2 separate regions of the Homo sapiens genome follow, and region 1 is linked to region 2. A link is an interaction called in ENCODE POLR2A ChIA-PET data of the cell type or tissue named here. Cell type or tissue: endothelial cell of umbilical vein. All regions are shown on one strand. Region 1 overlaps DPYD (dihydropyrimidine dehydrogenase). Region 2 overlaps DPYD (dihydropyrimidine dehydrogenase).

Region 1 (5,000 bases), 540 kb before region 2:
AGGATTCAGAGGGCAAGAGGTTCTACTCCCAATTTTGTCACTTTGCAGTGGTCTATTTGCCTTTGGGCAGATCTGTTCACCTTATTTTCCTTTACCTGTAAACTCTGCGTAATAGTAGTTACAAACATTTGTCATTCAGGGTTATTATGAGTATGTGAAAGTGGCTTTAGAAATTTTGAAATTTCTAAAAATTGAGGTGTTTGAATATATGTCATCTATTTCCTATAAGAATGCACACACCTTAAAGGGAGCAAGATTTAGATTCTAGAAGAGGTGGATAATAGTTTGCCAATTATTTATAAGCCTAAAACCTTGAAGATTAATTTATCTCAATCCTTCCTCTTTCCAGGAAATCTTCCTTCAGTTCTTTTCCATGATAAGTCAGCTTCCTGTTAGCTTCCTCTCTCCTTGAGGCATAGACATGTGCATAGCTATCTCACTGCACATGGCTTATCATGCCTTCTCCTGATCTTCTTCCTCTCAGCTTCTTTTGCTGGATCTTCTTACTCTTCCTGTTCATAAAATGCTAAAATAGCCATTGGACCTCTTTTTTTTCTTTATCTGTATGCATTTCTTAGTTTATCTCAACAGGTTCCACAACTTTTTATAACATGTTTATGGCATGAAGGTTCAATTTATGTATTCAGTTCTTTCTTCTCCTTGAACTTCAGGGTCAAATATCTAACTAGTTAATCTATATCTTCATTTGGATGTCTGATAAGATGTCTTAAGTTCAACATATCCAAAAAGAACTATTCTTTCCCAAGGCTGATGTCCAGAATGGTGTTTCCTAGGTTTTCTTCTAGGACTCTTAATGGTCTTATATTTAAATCTTATGACTAAGTTCTCAAAAGCAATTGCAACAACAACAAAAATTGACAAGTGTGACCTAAGTAAACTAAATAGCTTCAGCACAGCAAAAGAAATTACCAACAGCTTAAACAGAGAGCCTACAGAATGGGAGGAAATATTTGCAAACTATGCGTCCAACAAAAGTCTAATATCCAGAATCTATAAGAAACTTAAACAAGTCAACCAGCAAAACATAAATAACTCCATTAAAAAGCTGGCAAAAGACATGAACAGGCACTTCTCAAAAGAAGACATACAAGTGGGCAACAATGAAAAAATGAAAAAATGTTCAACATCATTAATCACCAGAGAAATGAAAATCAAAACCACAAAGGGTTACCATCTCACACCAGTCAGAATGGCTATTAAGAAGTCAACAAATGTGACACAGCAAGACTCTGTCTCAAAAAAAAAAAAAAAAAAGTCAACAAACAACAGATACTGGTGAGGTTGTGGAGAAAAGGGAATGCTTATACACTGTTGGTGAGAATGTAAATTAGTTCAGCCACTGTGGAAAGCAGTTTGGAGATTTCTCAAAGAACTTAAAACAGAACCAGCATTTAATGCAGCAATCTCATTACTGGGTATATATCCAAAGGGAAATAAATTGTTCTACCAAAAAGACACATGTGCTTGTATGTTCATCACAGCACTATTCACCATAGCAAAGACACGGAAACAACCCAGGTGCCCATCAATGGTGAACTGAATAAAGAAAATCTGGTACATACACACCATGGAATACTATGCAGCCATAAAAAAGAATAAGATCATGTCTTTTGAAGCAACCTGGATGCATCTGGAGGCCATTATCCTAAGTGAATTAACGCAGGAACAGAAAACCAAATACTGTATATTCTCGTTTATAAGTGGGAGCTAAACACTGGGTATACATGGACATATAGATGGGAACAACAGACACTTGGGACTACCAGAGAAAGGGAGGAAGGAAAGGAGGTAAGGGTTGAAAAACAACTCACTGGGTACTAAGCTCACTACCTGGGTGACAGGATCATTCATATCCCAAACCCCAGCATCACACAAATTACCCATGTAACAGACCTGCACGTGTACCCTTGAATCTAAAATGAGAGTTGAAATTAAAAAAAAAAAGAGAACACAAAAAACACAAAACAAACAAATAAACAAACAAACAAAATGCCCCTCAAATCAGAAATGAACTATTGATCCTCCTCCCTTACTCTTTTGCCATAAAGCTGTTCTCCAGAGTTTACTTAAAATGGCACTACTGTTTGTTCACATGCTCAGCCCAAACTATTTGAAGTTATTTATAATTCCCTTTCCTCTTGTATCACACATTCAACCCATCAGTTAATCCCATTGACCTTCTCTAAAACATATTCTGAACACAACATTCTCCCTCCTCCAATTCCTCCATTGCTACTACACTGGTCTAAACCACAACTGTCTCTTGCTTAGATTCCTGAATTAGCTTTAAAAATAATTGCCCTGTCCCCATTCTTATGCTGTATAGTCTGTCTGCTACACAACAGCCATGGTGCCCATTTATTTAGAAATTGAAATTAGATCATATAACTACCTTAACAATTAGAATAAATCCCAAAATCCATGCAGGGCCTACATGATCTCTGGTTAGTCCTCCAATCTCATTGTCAACTATTCACTCTCCTATTCAACTTACTTCACACCATGCATCCTTATTGCTGTTTCTGAGCATTCTACTATATTTAGCCCTTTGTCTTTGGGATTTCTGATCTATTTATTTAGTTTGTGATTGCCTAGTTCACCTTATGTGACTAACTCTGACTAATGTGCCAGTGTTAAGTGTTTACTGTCAATTCATCTCATGACTCAGTCTGTTCCAGGAAATGCAAAGATTAAAAAGAATTTCTCTTGATTGCAGCTTAATATTTTCCTTATTCTAAAATGTTTCTTTCTGTCTTGAGCAATACCTAACTACTAGTAACTACCAGAAATGTTAGTGAAAGTTTGCCTACTCAGGGGCTTCATCTCATAAGAAAGTACCAGAAAAGCCAAAAGTAATGCGCCAGTCTATAACAAATCTGTGTTTTTGATAATCTAATTTTTAAAAGTTACATTTACTTTCTGACTGCCCCTTATCACATTACAGTTCAGGGCAGAACAACCAGAAACTACAGAAAGTAAATGGACAGGGAAAGAGATGTGCCATTGTTGTTGATAATGTGCCGGCACATGACTAAGCTGTGATAGTTCAATGTTTCTTAATGTTCTTAACTCAATGCCTAGATTTAAAAAGTCACAGATCAGAGCTGCAATTATGCCAAATACCTGGTGGTTTTATTAAACCCCCAAACAGATTTCCTGTTGTTGCTCCCCTCTAAAAGTTTCAAAATATGCAGAGAAAAATGAGGACAGCCAAATGAGGATAATCTGATGTGTACAGTTGAAAATAAAGCATCATTTAGGAAGAAACAAAGTTTTCTGTTATGTAGTAATGATGCAAAGGGCTAGAGAAATCTATAACCCTGAATTCTGACAGTGCAGATAATAATCTGTTTTTCTTGCACAATGAAATTTACTATCAGTGTATGAATTTTAACTGTGTGTAGATATATATGCACACTCTAACACATATATACATAAATATATATTACACTCTTACTAAGACAATGGTATTTCGTAAAAATTTTTTTTTTCCCACAGCTCTTTGCAGACACTAAACTTGAGCTTCTGAATGGCAGAAATTGACTTTTAAAATATATGACTTCTTAAAAAAATTCAACTTTGATTCTAGATTCAGGTGACGGACATGCAGATTTGTTCCATGAGTATATTGCATGATGCTGAAGTCTGTGATATGAATGATCCTGTCACCCAGGTAGTGAGCATAGTGGTGAATCTGTAAGACATTAGATTCTGATATTACAATTTCCAAGGGATTGTTTTTGAAATTACATTAAGCATACCCCATACTTTGTTTAAACATGGCAGATTCCCCACACATATATGAGAAGTTTTGGAAGATGAAAAGCAGATTGTAAAATGATAACTGACTTAGTAGAAAAAAAAGAACATTCAACATGTAGAACTCCCAAAAAGGCAGCTAAAGACAGGGTACTGGAGAGCACAGTTCAAGCAGGGAGGCACAGTGGGTGAAATGTGAAGACTGTCTGAAGATGGTATATAGAGCCAATTGGACCCCAGTTTCCATCACAACCCTGTGCAATCAGGTTTCTAGTGGTCCACTGGAGACAGAGATTTGTTTGTTTGTTTGTTTGTTTGTTTGTTTACTTGAGATGGAGTCTGGCTCTGTAACTCAGGCTGGAGTGCAGTGGTGCGATCTTGGGTCACCGCAACCTCCGCCTCCGGAGTTCGAGCGATTCTCCTGCCTCAGCCTCCGAGTAGCTGGGACAACAGGTGTGCATGACCATGCCTGGCTAATTTTTGTATTTTTAGTAGAGATGGGGTTTCACCATGTTGGCCAAGCTGGTCTCAAACTCCTCACCTTAGGTGATCCGCCCACCTCAGCCTCCCAAGGTGTTAGGATTACAGGCGTGAGACAGAAATTTATTTTTATAGAAGTGTACTAGAGATACTCCAGATATCAAAACTAGTGGAAGGCTGTAATTGAGACAGGAAACTGAAAGCAAGGAAATGAAATGAAAGTCTGCATATTGAAAGCTGGGACTACCATTCATCCACTGATCCCTTTTTTACAGAAAGGCACATTGCTTTCATGACGGAGATCTGAGGATCCTTCTAAGAAATTGTTTATCCCCAGAGAAAAGACCTGAAGATACTCACATTTGTCAGCCACAGTAAAAGGAAGAGCTTACCACTCAATCTCCTCTGCAATAAAGCTCCCTAGCTGTTAAATTTCACTCACATACTCAAGGCTTCCAATCAACTTTTTAATATCTCACACTTAAAAACTAAATTGAGGATGTCTTGAATCTCCAGACATTTCAGAAGTCTTTTTTTTTACATGAACTAGAGAAACCAAAACAAATAATCAAAATAAATAAATGAATAATGAGGCAGAAGATATAGAGATTTATATACGCATTGAAGGGAAACTGTAAGAAAAAAACCAAACATAGCTAACATCTTCAGAGACAGTACAGAATGAACTGCATCCAAAAGATAATGCAATCAAGAAGAAACCACCAAAGAAAATGATATCA
Region 2 (5,000 bases):
GGTTCATGGTTTACTAATCACAGCTTCCTCGGAGTCATGGTTCATGTAGAAGTATCAGTTAAAGTATCAGTGTAATTCAACCATTATATTTAGCAACAGATGCAATATTAACATAACCCAAATCATAAACAGCTAAAATAATACCTAGGTTCCAGTAGTAACACAACCCTTAGGTCAGATGGTAGTCAACACCAGTACTACTGAATACTAACAGAGGAGTGAAATTAAAGACATACATTAGGCTAATACACACAGACGGGACATACCTGAAAAGCTGAAAAACTACCTCTTTTAAATGTCTTGGTATCTCTTTTCGGACCTCAGCCTTTCAATAAAAAGTTAGATTGCTATTTATATTGCTTCCACCTCTAAAAGTCCTTGAGTTGAAGGTAAAGAAACAATGACATTAAAGCAATTTTAACCTTTTGACTCAAATAATATTTAGAAATGTTAGACCTCTTAAAAGCTACTTTCCAAGTTTACATGGCTATACTTTTATATTTAACTCTGTATAAATGGCTGTTTATGATGCACCTACAAATAGTATACACACACCAGTAAAAAAGCCAGCACAGATAAACTGTGCAACTCAACATCACCATCTAGTGACAAAATTCTTAACACGTGATAAAGCCAAGCGAAAAAGAATACATTTCAGAGACATTCTGTACTGGTAGTTCATCTTTATAGTACTAATGTAAATATAACAGATCTCACTGAATAGACTTCGCTCTGCAAATAAAACAATGCCTAATGGCAATGTTGGCACTCCAAAAATAATTTGTATTCTTGCCATAGAGATATACTCATAAATCTATTAACAATCTATATTTTATGTGTATTAAGAAATACACTGTAAAAAACTCCCAATAGTATTTTTATTTTTTTTATTAATGAGTATATTCTATATGTACCTCTTCTTTTTCAGAATCTGACGTCACCTTTTCTCAAGTTATTCAATTCAAGTACCTTCCAATTGCATATATCTATTACCCATAGCCCTCTACTGCCTGTGAGACTGAAAAGGGACAAAAAGACAACACATTGGAGGCCGAGGAGGGCAGATCACCTGAGGTCAGGAGTTCGAGAGCAGCCTTACCAACATGGTGAAGCCCCATCTCTAATAAAAATACACAAATTAGCCAGGCATGGTGGCACATGCCTGTAATCCCAGCTACTTGGGAGGCTGAGGCAGGAGAATCTCTTCAACCTGGGAGGCGGAAGTTGCAGTGAGCCGAGACCGCAACAATGCACTCCAGCCTGGACAACAAGACTGAAACTCCACCTCAAAAAAAAAAAAAAAAAAATACAACACAATGTTAAAAGTGGCCCCATCCTTCCCTTTACTGTTCAGGATTTATCACAGGGGCTAAAATAGGTACAGAATATGATAGTAAAGAAATCAAATCCCTTTGGCATGATTACAGAGTTGAATCAACCAAGATAAAGAAAGAATATGATGAAAAGAAGTTGAGAATTTTACCTCTAAATTCATTATCATACTATAAACCAGAGATTTGACCTAGAGATGATGCACTTTTTTCCTGTCCTTAAAATGCTTTTTCTTTGATTATCATTTTCAGAAATGCTGTATAAGATTTCCACACCCATGGCACTACAATAGACTATGTAGAAGTTGGACAAGATATACAGCTTCTAGTATTCTATATGCTAAGACTGCAGTGAACTTCTCCATTGAATTCCATTATTTATACATTACACATGTAATTCTTGTAAGCACATACAACATTAAAAGGAAAAATGTATACAAACATTATATTTTATATCTTATTTTTATTAATTTTCATAAATTACAAAGCATTCTCTCCTCTATATCCTAGTTCCTCATATAAATCCTAGGAGATTTTAAATCCCATTTTACAAAAAAGTAAGAGTAAAATAATTAATTTACCTAAAATTACAGTTGGAGTCTCAAATCTGATTCTTACTATTGATTCCAGTATTTATTTCATATTTTTAGTTTTCTCCATTTTTCCTTCACTGTTTTTCTAATTATTCATAATATATTCCCATTACAGAAAATATAGAATGGAAAAGCATACGCCTCAAAAAATTATCTTTACGCCAACCAGCCAGATGTAATAGCCACATTTCATTCCTATTTTTTCTCTGCATTTTTTATATTCAGTTGAGATAATATTCTACAAGCAATTTTGTTTCTCTCTCTCTCTCTATATATATATACACACACACAGATTTATTTTAAATATATGTAAATCTGTGTATATATCTGTAAATATAAATATATTATATATCTGTATATATACACAGATTTTATATACTTTATAAATTTATAAATATTGTAAAATTCTAAATATGAATATATAAATAATATATATTTATATGTAATATATACATTTATATATATTTATGTTATATACATATAATTGCCTTGTCTATTGTCTTAATGGTAGACAATTAGTTCCTGTAAAATTTGTTCAGGGTTATATTCCATAATTTGAGTATCACATTCATATTATGCATAATTTCTATGGCTTCTGCATAATATATTCCTAGAAGGTAAATTAATACAAAAAAAAGTATGTTTGTTTTAAGTCTCTTAATACTTAGTGACACAATCCTTTCCTTAAATGCAGCAGTAATTTTCAATCCTCTGAGAATGTGAGAATGGCTGTCTCACCATTCCATCTCTAGCCATCTGTGAGAATGGCTGTCTCGCTATTCCATCTCTAGCACTCAAAAACTTCCCACCAAACTGCATTAGCAGCAATAAGCAAGAGATTGGTGTATTTTTTGTGAAATTTACACTTTTTGTTTGCCATTAGAGTTGAATATTTCCAAGGGTTACTTAATCATAGTTTGCCAATTATCTACTGAGTTCCCAATTTTTAAAATCTGTCATACATATGGCAATATAGTACATTGATGTCTTTTAATTTTGTGATTGTCCCCATTTGCATAAGTTTTTTAAAATAAGTTTGTTTTTAATTGGCACATAATAGTTGCACATATTTATTGGATACAGTGTGATGTTTCAATACATATTAGATTGTGTAATGATCAAATCAAGGTAATTAGCATATCTATTACCTCAAACACTTGTCTTTTTTTGTTTGTTTGTTTTGTTTTTTGTTTTTTGTTTTTTTTGAGACGGAGTCTCACTCTGTCACCCAGGCTGAAGGGCAGTGGCGTGATCTCTGCTGACTTCAAGCTCCACCTCCCCGGTTCATGCCATTCTCCTGCCTCAGCCTCCAAAATAGCTGGGACTACAGGCCCCCGCCACCATACCCGGCTAATTTTTTGCATATTTAGTAGAGACGGGGTTTCACCGTGTTAGCCAGGATAGTCTCCATCTCCTGTGACAACACTCCAAATTTTCTCACGTTATTTTAAAGTATACAATATATTACTGTTGACTATAGTCACCTTACTGTGCTATAGAACACCAACCTCTCCCCATTTCCACTCCACACTACTCTCCCAAGCTTCTGGTAACCACTATTCTACTCTCTACTTCTATGAGATGAACGTCTTTAAATTCCACATAAAAGTGAGATCATGCAGTGTTTGCCCTTCTGTGATTAGCTTATTTCACTTAACATTAACATTTTCTAGGTTGATCCATTTTCTTGCAAATGACGGAAGCTTTTTTTTTTATTATTGGAATCAAAGCTTAGTGATTTCTTCACCTACTTGTTAGCGTATCATCTCTTCCCCCATCTCAATCTCAAAAGTCACTTCTATATTCCACTGGACTTTGACTGTTTCATTTATTTCCCTTAGCTCTTTAAAAATGCATGAAATTTCCTTTGGGCCATGTGAAGTGAGACTACAAAGTCTTTTTTTTTTTTTTTTTTTTTTTGTCCAAACAGCAAAAACAAACAAGTAAACAAACAAACAAAAAAAACCTTTTATACCATTTACTGGGTGATTGAACATGTCCTGAACTACTTGGGGTACTTCATCATATAATAACTTCATCAGATCTTTATAGTATCTATTATCAATTACAGACACTATTTGTTTTAAATAACACGCAGAAGAACTTAAGAATTTCCATCTTCATTTTGAATACAATCACATTAAAAGATGTCAAATTCTTAGGGAGGTTTTGTTGTTAATTCTGTTGGGCTTTCTAGGTATAAATTATGTCTTTATAAAATAAGAGCTACCTTGTCTCCTCTATATCAAATTATACTTTTTAGTTTTGGTTTTACATCTATTACCAGGTTATGGATCTACCTTTTACTATTAGTTTTCTAAGAAAGTAAGTGTATCTATGTGTGATGTGTGTGAACATGGTTTAGCTTCACTCTGGCCTCTCCATTGTTGAGAACTCTGTTAAGTGAGAGGCAGTCAAGTGTCATATTAGCAACACAAAAACTTCCCTTTAGGGCAGCACAGAACAAACCACAGCCACTAACCACATATAAGTATTTAAATTTAAATTAATAAAAATTAAGTAAAATTAAACATTCGGTTCTTCAGTTACACTCATCGCATTTCAGGTACTCAGTGGCCATATGTGGCTGAGGGCTCTCACACTAAATGGCACAGATGGAGAACATTTCTCTCATCACAGAAAGGTCTGGGCAGCATTGGTCTAGATGTCTCTAAGAGCCACAGAAAAACGGCCAGGAATTCCATTCCCCTGTCCTTTTCTTCTTAGGCACATTATATTTCAGTCTAGTCTTACTCTGTTAGAGAAGGTTATTCAGAATTTTAAATCCCAAAATATGTTTTTTCTGGCACGTATTTTCCTAAGCCCTGTATTTTCGTAGACATCTGGCTGGACTCTCCTTCTTTCTTATCCCAATGCACTATTCTTGGAAATCATATGCCTTCCCTTGGCTACAACAAGTATCAAAATACTAACAAGTCTCAAATGCGCACATCAACTCTCAGTCTTTTCCTTGAGTTGTTGCATTGTATTTTCCCTCTGCCTATTGCACATTTACACGAGTTAACCTCAGCTATCTCACAGTCACCTGAAAACCCAAATCTTCACTAATCCTCTT

Evidence for each region. Peaks named below come from ENCODE experiments on the same cell type or tissue, not always from the same donor. Only the 100,000 strongest peaks of a DNase experiment are listed, where the experiment ranks them.
Region 1: POLR2A ChIA-PET joins it to region 2 with 13 read pairs; 1 of 35 experiments calls an interaction of 5 or more read pairs at or near these places.

Annotation. Positions count from the first base shown.
Region 1 is chr1:97,275,420-97,280,419 of GRCh38, forward strand. All of the region lies in intron 18 of DPYD (dihydropyrimidine dehydrogenase), which reads right to left. The region is part of intron 2 of DPYD-AS1 (DPYD antisense RNA 1); the gene reads left to right. Among named protein-coding and RNA genes, the nearest start is that of DPYD-AS1, 180 kb to the left of the region's middle. In endothelial cell of umbilical vein, no CTCF peak of the experiment used is centred here; a DNase peak (open chromatin) is centred at 2,712; H3K27ac peaks cover 1,635 bases.
Region 2 is chr1:97,820,044-97,825,043 of GRCh38, forward strand. All of the region lies in intron 3 of DPYD (dihydropyrimidine dehydrogenase), which reads right to left. Among named protein-coding and RNA genes, the nearest start is that of DPYD-AS2, 26 kb to the left of the region's middle. In endothelial cell of umbilical vein, a CTCF peak has its summit at 621 (motif pointing left); a DNase peak (open chromatin) is centred at 588.